Linked DNA regions of Homo sapiens: regions 1 and 3 are each linked to region 2. A link is a contact called in ENCODE Hi-C or POLR2A ChIA-PET data. All regions are on one chromosome and are shown on one strand. The core of a region is the stretch at or near the end of the contact, and the rest is flanking DNA. Distances in the headings are between cores, read along the strand shown. Region 1 overlaps LOC105378780 (a long non-coding RNA gene). Region 2 overlaps GNG12 (G protein subunit gamma 12). Region 3 overlaps GNG12-AS1 (GNG12, DIRAS3 and WLS antisense RNA 1).

Evidence for each region. Hi-C counts contacts between places; a loop is a spot of excess contacts on that map. ChIA-PET counts read pairs that join two places held with the same protein, here RNA polymerase II (POLR2A). Pooled maps may share reads with other maps.
Region 1: a map of posterior vena cava shows a loop between it and region 2 (2.6-fold over the local background). The contact joins two enhancer-like sites. A Hi-C loop is called at or near these places in 2 of 168 maps with a recorded cell type or tissue (cardiac septum and posterior vena cava) and 6 of 50 pooled maps. POLR2A ChIA-PET finds 5 or more read pairs at or near these places in 3 of 52 experiments (A673, HEK293T and OCI-LY7).
Region 3: a loop to region 2 is called in a map of aorta, with 4 times the contacts of the local background. The contact joins two enhancer-like sites. A Hi-C loop is called at or near these places in 2 of 168 maps with a recorded cell type or tissue (both aorta) and 3 of 50 pooled maps. POLR2A ChIA-PET finds 5 or more read pairs at or near these places in 4 of 52 experiments (A549, H1, HEK293 and 1 more).

The regions. Positions count from the first base shown.
Region 1 is chr1:67,588,784-67,592,670 of GRCh38, reverse strand. It overlaps LOC105378780 (a long non-coding RNA gene), which reads right to left. Exons shown (of 4, transcript XR_947474.4): 4 at 2,274-2,423. Among named protein-coding and RNA genes, the nearest start is that of LINC01702, 68 kb to the right of the region's middle. Within about 2 kb of position 2,095, at least 11 of the 41 ENCODE cell types and tissues checked have a DNase peak (open chromatin) inside an H3K27ac peak, as active enhancers do.
Region 2 is chr1:67,759,002-67,763,044 of GRCh38, reverse strand. All of the region lies in intron 2 of GNG12 (G protein subunit gamma 12), which reads left to right. All of the region lies in intron 1 of LOC105378781 (a long non-coding RNA gene), which reads right to left. Among named protein-coding and RNA genes, the nearest start is that of GNG12-AS1, 71 kb to the left of the region's middle. Within about 2 kb of position 2,749, at least 21 of the 41 ENCODE cell types and tissues checked have a DNase peak (open chromatin) inside an H3K27ac peak, as active enhancers do.
Region 3 is chr1:67,976,680-67,980,977 of GRCh38, reverse strand. The region is part of intron 1 of GNG12-AS1 (GNG12, DIRAS3 and WLS antisense RNA 1); the gene reads right to left. LOC124900403 (a long non-coding RNA gene) reads right to left here. Exons shown (of 3, transcript XR_007066162.1): 3 at 2,600-4,298. Among named protein-coding and RNA genes, the nearest start is that of DIRAS3, 72 kb to the left of the region's middle. Within about 2 kb of position 1,842, at least 2 of the 41 ENCODE cell types and tissues checked have a DNase peak (open chromatin) inside an H3K27ac peak, as active enhancers do.

The DNA.
Region 1 (3,887 bases), core at 846-3,345, 170 kb after region 2:
CTTTTTTTTTCTTCTCATACCCTCCCCATGTATCTGGAGATGGGACAGGTGTGCGCCTGGCCTCCGATTGCCACTTCTAAGCCATTCGTTCCCTTCTTCAACCCCTCTTCCTTTGAAGTATATGTCATCGGACTTTGCGCCTCTGAGTTGCTGCCATCTCCTGCCCACCCTGTCTCACTCCTTTCATGAATGACTTTACCATCGTCTCATTTCTTTCAATTGCCACCATTCTTGGTTGCTTCAAAATTCAGTTGGCTTATCCATCCAATATCTCAGCTGCTTGTTCTTCAGCCAGCTCATACTGATGCCCTTTTCCCCCACCCACCTAGCTATCTTCTTCCTTGGTCATGCCCTTCCATATTGCAAGCCACACTAAATGCACCACCACTGAAATTGCAACCTCAAGTATACCAGCCTCTACTCCCAGCTCACTTTTGCTGGTCCTCCAGTGCAATATGTATGCAGATCTCATAGAGATCTTTGATTATTATTAGCGCTACCACTTTTTCATCAGACACCTCACTCTCAACCCAGCTTAGAGTCATGATTCTTTCTTACAACCACTGCCCTGCAAACTCTGTCCAACAACCTCACATGTCAAGCTCCAGCTTTCCAGCTATCATGCTTGCACCCAAGCAGCTGCATGTTTTTGCAGAATCCACTGATCATGATGATGGGATTCCTTTGACATATATGGACACAAATCTCAAGCCACTGATGGACAAACACTTTCTCAGTATCTCCACTTCCAAAACTCTTCACACCCTCTGTCTTCTCAAACTTCCTGTATCTTCTCTCCTTTCCTCACTTGCAGCTGATGGCCTTCACCTGCAGTTCACTGAGAAAAAGAGAAACAACCACCTAGAAACCACCTCATCTTCTTAGTAACAAAACTTCCAACTTAACTGGCCTGTGCCCACATGCTGGGCCTTTCCTCCTGTTTCTACAGAGGGCACATCCCTGTTCCCCTCTCAGGCCAGCTCGTTTCTCCCATCTTGCCTTCCCCTGGAGAGCACTTCTCTAAGAGTCTCCTCTCTGTCCTGCAGCACTGTTTTCCTTTCTACTGATTCACTCCACTTCCACTTGCCCTCCCTCTCCCTCCACAGAGGGTCAAGAATCCAAAGCCGATGATTTTCCCGTGGAATTGTGTGGGAACTTGTCAGATCTGCTGCAGAAAAAAAGATACCCAAGGATAGATGATCTACATAATCCCTCCCAACTCTGAGCATCTATAGCTTCTGCCTTTATTCTCATGGGCCAATAGTAGTTAGAGTTAGACATTCCTTCATCTTCCTCTACTTTTTTTTTTTTTTTTTTTTTTTTGAGACGGAGTGTCGCTCCATCACCAGGCTGGAGTGCAATAGTGGGATTTCGGCTCAGGCTTGATAGCAGAGGCTTGAACCTCCGCCTCCCGGGTTCAAGCAATTCTCCTGCCTCAGCCTCTCGAGTAGCTGAGACAACAGGCGTGCGCCACCATGCCTGGCTAACTTTTGTATTTTTAGTAGAGATGGGGTTTCGCCATGTTGACCAGGCTGATCTCAAACTCCTGACTTCAGGTGGTCCACCCGCCTCTGCCTTCCAAAGTGCTGGGATTACAGGTGTGAGCCACCATGCCCAGCCCATCTCCCTTCACTTCTGAGTGGAGGTCCCACTCACTTGGCCATGGCATTATGGTGAGGTAGTTTGCTGTGATGCTCATTAATGTGAAAGCCAGCTGGGTTTGGCCACCACTCCTACACTGTCTTGGGTGAGTGTGGGCAAGTTCTTTTATCTCCTGAGCCTTCATTTCCTTTATCTATAAAATAGGGATAATAATAAGATTTACCCTCATAGATGGTAAGGATGGAAAAGGTTAAAACACATAGCGTGCCTATCTTCATGCCCATAGAACCAGAAAAATATTAAGAGATGCCTCCCCTAAGTGGTGGTTAAAGTTATTATTCCCTCCTGTGAGCCCCTGGGTGAACAGTGCATTGTTTAAGGACCTAGGGCAGTTGTGTTTGTGCAGAATTCACTTCCTACCATGAGGCCTGTTGGATTTGTAATGGGCAGATTAGAATTTGTGAAAGTATGCAAGAGCCAGGATGTGAGAGGGCTGGATCCCTGGGCAGAACACATAATGAGGCAAACAAGTTATGCTGTTCCTGTTTTTGAGTTGCAGGGAAAGACCAAGGGCTATTTTTAGCTTGGAAGGTTTGGGTTCTGGGAGGGCGCTGCAGCCGTGTTTGTCACATTACGTTTTAACATAATACAGAGTCACCCCACTAAAGGGATCTGTTTCAGGTTGTTTTTATTAATCCAAGTGCCTTTTTTTCAAATTGAGATGTCCAGACTTAATGGGCAGCAAGCAAACAGTACCCAAGAAGCAGATTTAACCTAATAAAAAATAAATCCTTTGTTCTGTCAAGTTTCCATGAGGTATCCTAAAAACAGGAAAAAAAAAGTCATAAATATAGCATTGCCTTCACTTGAGTAAGTTGTTCTTTAGGGAAAAAATATTTTGTGATTATACTATTGTGTGTCTCACAAAAATAAACATTGGAAGTGTATGTTGTGGTTTAAGAATGAAGGCGAGACCTTCCCAAGGAAATTTTTTGAGCCATTTCAGGTGCAGGCAGATGTCTATCTGTCTTCTAAGATGACAACAAGCACAAAACTGTGGGGGAGGGGGCGCCTGGGGCAGTGGGAGATAATTACAGCAGGTACAGATAATTTGGGCTTGGCAGGTTAAAAACAAAATGTTGGGATTTTTATTCCGTTAGGATGGAACAAACAATGTCCTCCAAAATCAGACCCAACACATTCACTCAAGAAACCTTAGTTGAGCGCCTAGGACAGCCTGCTACTAGAGATACAAAAGGGAACAGATAGGATTGGTCCTTGCCTTAAGAGAGCTCATGGCTCAACAGAGAAGATAGATAAGAAAACAGTGTGACGGAAGCTCTGACCCAAGACATATCCTACTAGACCAACTCGACAACTTCCTAACTGCTTAATAATCCTAAACTTCAATTGCTTCATCTCTGACATAAGGCTAAGAATTCCTATTAAAGATCGTAGGTTAAACATGTGCCATGGGCTCAAAACAAACAAAACCCTCCTTTGTCCTCTTTCTTACGCTCCAAAATGAAAAGATTCCAAGAAAGAAGAAAGCATGGGACCCAGAAGTAAGGCACTCCAACCTAGGAGAGAGGCCCAGGGAAGGCCCAAGACAATGGTGCAGAGATCCTGGGGTGACAGCCGAGCACCCAGCATAGGGGCCACCTGTCTAGACCCAAGCTAGTTAGAAGGCCCCCAGAGAGATTGCCTCAAAAAGTTGAAATTGATAGAATACCAAATATATGTGGAAATGTTGGGAAAGTATTTCTGTCACAGTGGACAGGTTTGAGGCTTACTTAGAGATAAGTACACAGAAAATGAAGCCACTTTATTTATTTATTTATTTTTCTGAGACAGGGTCTTGTTCTGTTGCCCAGGCTGGAGTGTGGTGGCAAGATCACAGCCCACCGCAGCCTTGAATTCCTGGGCTCAAGGTATCCTCCCACCTCAACTTCTTGAATAGCCAGGACTACAGGTGCGCACCACCATGTCTGGCTAGTTTTTGTTGTTGTCGTATGCTGCCCAGGCTAGTCTGGAACTCCTGGACTCAAGCAGTCCCCCCACCGAAGTGCTGGGATTAGAGGCATGAGCCAAACTTTAAAAATAAGAAAATAATTCCAAAGAAAACAAGCAAAATAATGTGTGAGAAAAGTAACAAGTCTAGCGTACTAGATGACCAGCTATAAAAATACTGCTCTGGCTGAAATCGAGTTACATCTATATTAGATAGAAGAGGGGGAAAGCGTATTTGTATGTTGCACATGGTGCAGGCCGCTGATGGCAGAGCT
Region 2 (4,043 bases), core at 1,500-3,999:
AACCCAAATCTGGGTGCTTTGCGACTATTCTCTAAGTCTGAACTTATATCAAAATAAAAGTTAAAACATGATGCTTATAAAGACTTTATAATCACATAGGGAAATGCTTTTGCTAGAACGGAGCAAAATATAAAGTTGTGCAGCAGAGTATAATTTAGACTACCTTAAAAACTCAATCTGATCAAGGTTTCCTTTGATTTTTTAAAAAAGGAAGAACAAAAACTCCCAAGAAAATATTAGAAGGAAATATAACAGCATGTTAACTTTTACCTTCTGTTCACTTTAATTATATTTTACAAATTTTTCACTAAATTGCATGTATTTTGTGAAAAATTAGGGGAAAAAAATTAGGGAAAAAAACTTTAAAAAGAGATAAACGCTAATGCTCAAAAATCTGAGTGAATCTTACTCTGCGTCTTTACCACCACATACCCCATTCCAGTAGAAGGATGCCATATATGTATGTATGCATGTAGAAGGTATATATGTACATAAATACATACTCTTTTAAACTTTTCTCTTGTTTTTCTTTACTTTTTGTATTATTTTCCCTCAAAATAATTTCTTGTATTTTGAGGGAAATCCTGTATTGGGCAGGATTATAAATGAGATGACCTCTTAAGCCTCTTCTAGCCTTACAGTTCCTTGCCTTCCTTTCCAGCTCTTTGGGAATCAGCACCTCCTCAATCCAGAGGCTGTGCTAGCTAGGTACTGAGTACGTAAGGATGGTTAAGCCACCCCACTTCATCTTTTAGAGATGTTTCAAGTCCATGGGGTAGGCAGATAAACAAGTCAGTGATTACAATCTTGTGTTAGGTACTGGGCAAATGTGGCAGTTCCTACTGTGGACAGCCTTGGGTTGGGGGCGGTGGTGGTGGTCAGGCAAAAGAAGGTATTGATCTGTAGCCCTAGAAAGTTCAGTGAGAGCTTGCCATTTGGAAAAGCTAGCAGAGCATTCTAGGCTAAACATTGCAGCATATCTAATGTATGTTCTCACCAAGACCCACTGGAGTATCATTCTGGAGGCCCTGAACAAAGAGGCCAGAGTCTTACAAGACCTGGGAAGCTCTAGGTCCCACTGGGTCTGCTTTCCTGGGTGTGGGAGAGAGTGGTCTGACTGCAGGTGGCAGGAGTTGCTTTCTTTGGTCCTGGAGTGGAGCCGTGATTAAACTCAATGTCCCCATTTCCCATTTGCAGGATCACTGAGAGAGTTTTCCTGATTGCCCCTGCCTCTCTCCCTGCACCCTCCCTCACCCGACAGAAAGCGGATGGTGTGCACATACCCTCAGGGAGGGTAAGGGACTAAGGGTTAACGGGAATACCTCGTTGGAGAGTTTGCCGATCTCGGATATACCCTGCTGAACTGTTGGAAATGTGTTTTATTTATTTGGAATCATAAAACCAAAGAGCCAAGTCGACCTGCACTTGACCTTGCAGGCTTTGTAGATACTTCTAGGGACCCAGAATTACCCCAAAGCAATGTTGTTATTGAACAAGATGCCCCCTGTTTCCCTAGACAGTAACTCATCATTGAACCATTTGCCTGGACCCATTATCCATTCCCTTCATGAGAGCCTGAGGACACCAATACATAAGGTTTAAATCCACCATTCAACAAAATCAGACAGAACAGAGATTCAGGATGCTACAGCTGAGTGAGGTTGGAAGCCTCTCTGTTTATCTTGGAAATCTTTTAAACTATTTTAGAGCATGATTTTTCACTCAGTTATTATTTGTATCTTAAAGCTGTCTCATAGGTTGTGAAGAAGATTGCCTGAACTGAGAAATTCAGGGCGTGGCACAGAGTAAGCATTCAATAACTTCCAGCTGTTATTCATAAATATTGACCAGCACAGTGTATAGAGAGGGAACACTAGACTCTTGGTCAGGAAAACCGACCAAGGTCTAATCCCAGCTTTACCCCAGAATCCTAGAAGTGAAGGGAAACTGATCTGGAAAGAGGTCTTAGAAATCTTCCAGTATCTAGCACAACTTTATTTCAGAAACTTAGACCTAGAAAGGCATAGGAGCCCTGTTTGTTACCCACAACTTAAATGTTCTCCTGCACATTTTCAAAGCAAGAATAATAATCGCACCCCCATTATAGGATTGTTTCAAGTCAAGGATGAAGCGAGTTGGTGTACATGAAACTCTTGAAGCAGAGTCCTTAATACATATTAGCTGGTATTGTTATTGTGGATTCTCTGTTTATCTTCCCCTCCTATTTGACTGCAAGGATCGAGACGTGTCCTCCTTGCTTACTGTCATGTCCCCGGCATCTGGCACAGTGCCTTACTCAGGAGGTGCCCAGTCAATGTTTGTTGAATAACTGAAGAAAGTATCTTGCTGAGGATCAAATTTAGGCCAAGTCTGAATCAGAATACGAGTTCTAACACTAAGGTTCAGTATTTCCACACAGTTCTACATTAGCTTTGACTTTAGGCAAGTCGCTTCATTTCTCTGTGCCTTGGTTTCTTTGCCTTGAACACGATCCATCAGGTTTTTCCTGGTCATGAGCAACGTGTGTCTTAAAGCTAAAGACACACATCACCCGTCCATCAGCCTTTTCGGGCAACCCATGTTTGTGCTCCACTGGCCACTAGGTGTCGTGGTTGGTCAAATATCAGAGAAAGCAAAAAATAAATAAAAATAAAAATAAATTGAACTGATTGACCTACCAACCTACCAAATGATGGGAGTGAGCTTATACAGTTATTGGAAGCTAGTTACCTCTGGATGAGTTGGCTGAGTTGCCTTGGAAACTCAGGGAGTTGCCCAGGATTTGCATGCGTGGACTTTGAAGCAAAGCATAGATTAGAGCCCACAGCTGTACTCACACCAGCTAGCACCTTGGACTCACTGGAACGTCACAGGGCCTTGGTTTCAGTAATGTAATGCATGTAACATGCTCAGCACTTCGCCACAGTGAAGGAAGAGCACTACAAAGTTAGTGGTTATGAGGGCTACTTCTGGTATTTGATACTGTAAAATGCTGCTTTTCTGTTCCTTGCCACGCCAACTGCTAAAGCTTTGAAGGCTTTCTGCCTTGCTCCCTGCTTTACAAAGCCAAATTTTTAAATAGCCCCTTAAACAGTAGAGTGGACAGGGTATCAGTATCAGGTTAAAAGGGCAGCCTAGAATATTTGGAGGGACACCAGAACTCCTTGGAATGTCACTGTGGAGCTTAGTCAACACAAAGCAGAGTGTTTTATACATGACTGGGACCCAGAGTGGAGGGAAGTGAGTGAGCATTGTTGAAAAATGGCCTTCACTGAAATTGCTCAAGTAAGGGTTTTCTTTGTTACATGGACTGTCATTTAGATCTAGGTGCCTTCTTTTTAAAATAATTTGGGGAAGCTTCTAGGAATAACAATGACTAGTATTTATTGCACACTTACTATGTATAAGGTATTATACAAAACATCATACTTGCATGATTTCATTTAACTCTCACAGCAACTCTTTGAGGTACATATAGTTCTTATGTCCATTTTGTAGATGAGGAAATTGAGGTGCACCAAGATTATAATAATTACAGCCAACAGATATTCGCAGGTCACACAGGGAATGGGTGAAAGAGTCCGAACACAAACCCAGGCCTACCTGATTCCAGAATTCGTTTTCTTAATGGCTACACTGTATTGTCTCCCACAGTACTTTGGATGCAGTTAGGCACTTGACCAGTGTTTACTGAGGTGAATAGTTCTCAGACTATAGTTAGCCAACACAGAGAAGACTGCCTACGCAGGAACCATAGAGATCTTGACACTCCTCCCACCCAAAGCCACATGCCCTCTGGCCTCCATTAGTACTGTGGGATGTATATGCTGTTCCATGTGCTGGATTTCACCCCTAACTTCTTAAAACATTTTTTATTGTTGTATAATAGTTGTGCATATTTGGGGGATACATGTGGTATTTTGATCATGTATACAATGTATAATGATCAAATCAGGGTAATTGGGCTGTCCATCACCTCAGACATTTATCTTTTGTTTGTGTTGGGAACATTGCACATTTTTTTAGCTGTTTTGAAATATACA
Region 3 (4,298 bases), core at 593-3,092, 220 kb before region 2:
TCAACAGACACTTAGATTCTTTTCATATCTTGACTATTATAAATAATTATTCAATAAGCACGGGAGTGCAAATATCTATTTTACATACTGAGTTTATTTTCATGAATATATAGCCAGAAGTGGGATTGCTGGTTCATATGGGAGCTCTGTTTTCAATTTTTATCAAAACTCCATACTGTTTTCCACACTGGCTGTACCAATTTACATTCTCACCAATGGTGTACAAGGGTTCCCTTCTCTCCACATCCTTACTAACACTTGTTATCTTCCATCTTTTTAATAATGGCCATCCTAACAGACATAAGGTTATATCTCCTTCTGATATTAATTTGCCTTTCCCTAGTGATCAGTGACACTGAGCATCTTTTCATATACCGGTTGAGTAGGGCCCTTTTTCATCTTTCCGCTAAATATAATCCTTAAATAAATGTTGAATTTCCTAGCAGGTTAAATCCCTGGTCTCAAGCTATATTACAACAGCCGTTCTTTGGTAAAAGCAAAGAAAGATGTATTACTCCCAAGGTGAGGAGCAGAGAAATGGTTCTCTGGGAAAAGGTGCAGAACAGAGTATAGCAAGTGTATCATTTTATGGAGCTATAGTCCCACCAGCCAGAGGGCAGCTTATTGTCTTGAAGCTTAATAGAAGCAACAACAGCATGCCTGTGCTTGTGGCAGGAGTGGTGGTGAGTGCACCTTATTAACTGTTGTGCAGGAGGCAATGGACACAGGCAGGAGATTAGACTTAGAGGGTGCTGGCCCCAAATCAAATGTAGATAGGTCCAAGTTTCTCTCCTGTGGTCTACGTAATATAAAGATGACTAATGTCATAAAGTCTTTGAGATTAAAAAAAAAAGTAGACACACAAAAATATTTAAGAAACTAGAAAGTGAAATAATGATATAAAGTATTATGATTTTGTAGCTGAGTTATTCAAGCTGATACTCATTCATTGAATAACAATTACCAAATCACAATTACAAACACTGGCTGGCATGAATAATGAATGAATGATACAAAACAGGAAATTGCAAGAAACAAATCAAGAAAGGCAATTTCTGAAGTATACTAGGATAAATAAGATATGAAAGACAGATACGTCTATCACATAAAGGGGGAGGAAGAGAGGGAGAAGGAGAGACGGAGAAAGAGATTCATTCTGTAAGATGGTTATAAGTAAAAGAATAATGAATACAAAGCAGAGAATGAGGTATGCCATTTCTCACTGGAGCAGAGGAGCCAAAGATGAGAGGGGGTGGGAATTCTCAACCTTCCCCACTGTACTTAACAATTTCCTCTAATGTCTCATGTTGAGTTTTCATTTTTTTTCACATTAGCATTTAGTCCTTTTTAAAATTCTTGAGATAATCACAGTAATTATTCTGAGGCTAAAATCCACATGATTAGTATATCAGGACTGGCTGTATGAATTTTAGAGGAGAATCAAGGTTAAAAGCTGAGGTTATCCTTTCCTTTTCCAAGCTGGAGATAACTACCTCCCACATCTGAATTTTCACGTCATTTATCTATTGTGCTTTGTCCTCTGGTATTTGTATAAAGTTGAGTCACCTCCAACAGACTGTGAATTCCTAGAAAAGGAGGACCGCATCTCTCTCATCTTTGATCTCCACTGACTAACACAATAGCTAGCATATTGCAGGTGTTATTAAGTGCCGTTGAATGAAGAATGGAAGAATAAATTACTATTAGATAAACTTGCCTATTCCTTGGCTATTTGTTTTGGACATTTCTGTGGTGGATGGGAATGTCTATCCAGAAGAAATCACTAAGCTGGGGATATTAGGGAAGAATATTTGACCACAATTTTTTACATTCTATGAAATTAAAAAAAAAATACCAGTTTTAGTCACAAGTACTGGTGACACACTCTGCCAAGAACTCGGAACACTTGGAGGATTGCTCAGACCTGAGTGATTTTCAAGATCATTTAACAGGATTTGGAGAAAATTAATCAGTTTCAACTGGATATGTATGAAGGGCAGGGGCCAAAGTTGTACAAGGCGGATTCCTGTCTTGAGAGAACATAAGTGTTCTTGGAAATGTAAGACTTGAACAACAAGAGTAAACTTTAAATCAAGAGCCAAACTGAGAGGTCAAGAAAAAGGAGAGGTACCTGAGCACTGAGAATCAAAGTGGAAGGCTGACATTAGTTTCAGTGTGAATTCGTGGAAAAAGAATGAAAGTTGCTGTCATAAGACCCTGGGGTCCCAGTTACATGAATGAATGATCTGTGAAAGTTGCATCCCAGCCAGGAGCAGTGGCTCACGCCTGTAATCCCAGCACTTTGGGAGGCCGAGGTGGGCAGATCACGAGGTCAAGAGATCAAGACCATCTGGCCAACATGGTGAAACCCCATCTCTACTAAAAATACTAAAAAAAAAAAAAAAAAAAATTAGCTGGGTGTGGTGGCACGTGCCTCTAGTCCCAGCTACTCGGGAGGCTGAGGCAGGAGAATCCCTGGAACCCAGGAGGCAGAGGTTGCAGTGAGGTGAGGTCGCACCACTGCACTCCAGCCTGGCAACAGAGCAAGACTCCATCTCAAAAAAAAAAGAAAAAAAAATGTTGCATCCCAAGCTTGTTTTCTCATCTGCACAAGGGGTTAATAATGCATACCATGTTTACTTGCAAGAGTGCTTTGTAAATCAAATGAGGTCATCCATATGAATGTATTTTTTAGGTAGGAATGCTGGGCAAATGACAGTTAATATGGATGGGGCTTCGAGGATGGGTAACATTAAGACTGGCAAAAAGAAAGGGTACAGTGTGCCGTAGAGATGAAGAGCATGAGCTATGAAGCGTAGAAGTAAAAAGGGAGAGTAAAAATTCTAGCCTGATTGGAGCATGCTATATAATGGGGACATATTTATACTAAGAAAAAATCTTAATCTGAAATTCAGATTTAACTGTGTGTCCTGTATTTTTATTTGCTAAATCTGGCAAACCTACCTGGGCTTCCTCCAGCTCCGTTGCTAAAGTACAGCCCATCTATCAAGGGCCAAATGCTATTTCTTCCACTGGGTTTTCTGTTTGTCCTGGTTAGGAGTTTTTTCTCTTCAGCAAGAAGGGAGAAGGGGTAGAACACCTGTGTAATTTAGTGTTTAAGAGCTTCGGCTCTGGGGTCATGTGTCCAGGACTTAGAGTTCATCTCTCTTGTTGACCAGTAGTGTGATCCAGGAAAAATTTTACGTCTCTGGGCCCCAGCTTCCTCTTCTGTATAAAAAGAGTTCCTACACCATGGGATTATTTTGAGGATTAAGTAAACTTCACACACGTTACTTGGCAGAGAGTAATTGTTCAGTAAAATGTTCAGTATTGTTTTCATGGTAGCTTTTCCTCTTGAGACTCTCCTCCTGTCTTTTGCAGGCACTGCTCTCTTCTGATTTTCCACCTGACTTTTCCCCCTTCATGGACTCTTCATCCTTTGCTCATTCCATAAATGCTGACATTGCCCAGGGTTCTGTTCTCAGCCCTTAACTTTTTACTTAGAATGTTTTACCTGCATAATCTCAACAATTCATCCATCCATAACATTCCTGAGCACATACTATATGGAAGGCACCCAACATACAGAAATGGAAACACATAGATCTGCCATCAAGGAACATATAGTTTAGGAATGCAGAGAAGTTTACACAATTAAAATAAAACCCATTTTATCCAGTCCCATGGTGTTCCTAGCATCTATCTGCTACTAACTAAAAATCTTGTATTTCTTTCCCAACTATTTTCCTGTATTCCTAATCCTACTGTCTCCTGGACTAACTGCATAGCTCACAGACACGTCAACCTCACCAAGCCCAAAGTAGAATCCCAGCCCCTTTGTCCTTTCATCCTCCTTACCCTGGTAATTATACCACCCAGCCAAAAAAAATCACTGAGTCTTTTCCTCTTTCTTCTTCCTTCATGCAATTGGAAACAGTGTCTATCTAGTCTACTTTTTACTCTTGTTATTGTTGTTTTGTACCATTTGTGGGGGGCAGAATTCTAAGAGGACCCTTCCTAAGATTTCCTGCCATGTACACACCATGCATAATCCCTGGGACTGTGAATATGAATAATTTTACTCCTGATATTAGGTTAGGTAATATCATATAGATAACTTTAAGGAAAGAGGTTATCTGGGTAATCTAAACATCCAAGTCCTTTAAAAGAAGAGAGTTTATTCAGGCTGGTCACAGAAAGGGAAATCAGAGAGATGCAATCCAGCCAACATGAAGAAAATGAAGAGCTATGAAGTATAGCTCTAAAAGAAAATGAAGATCCATGTCGAGAACTCTAGA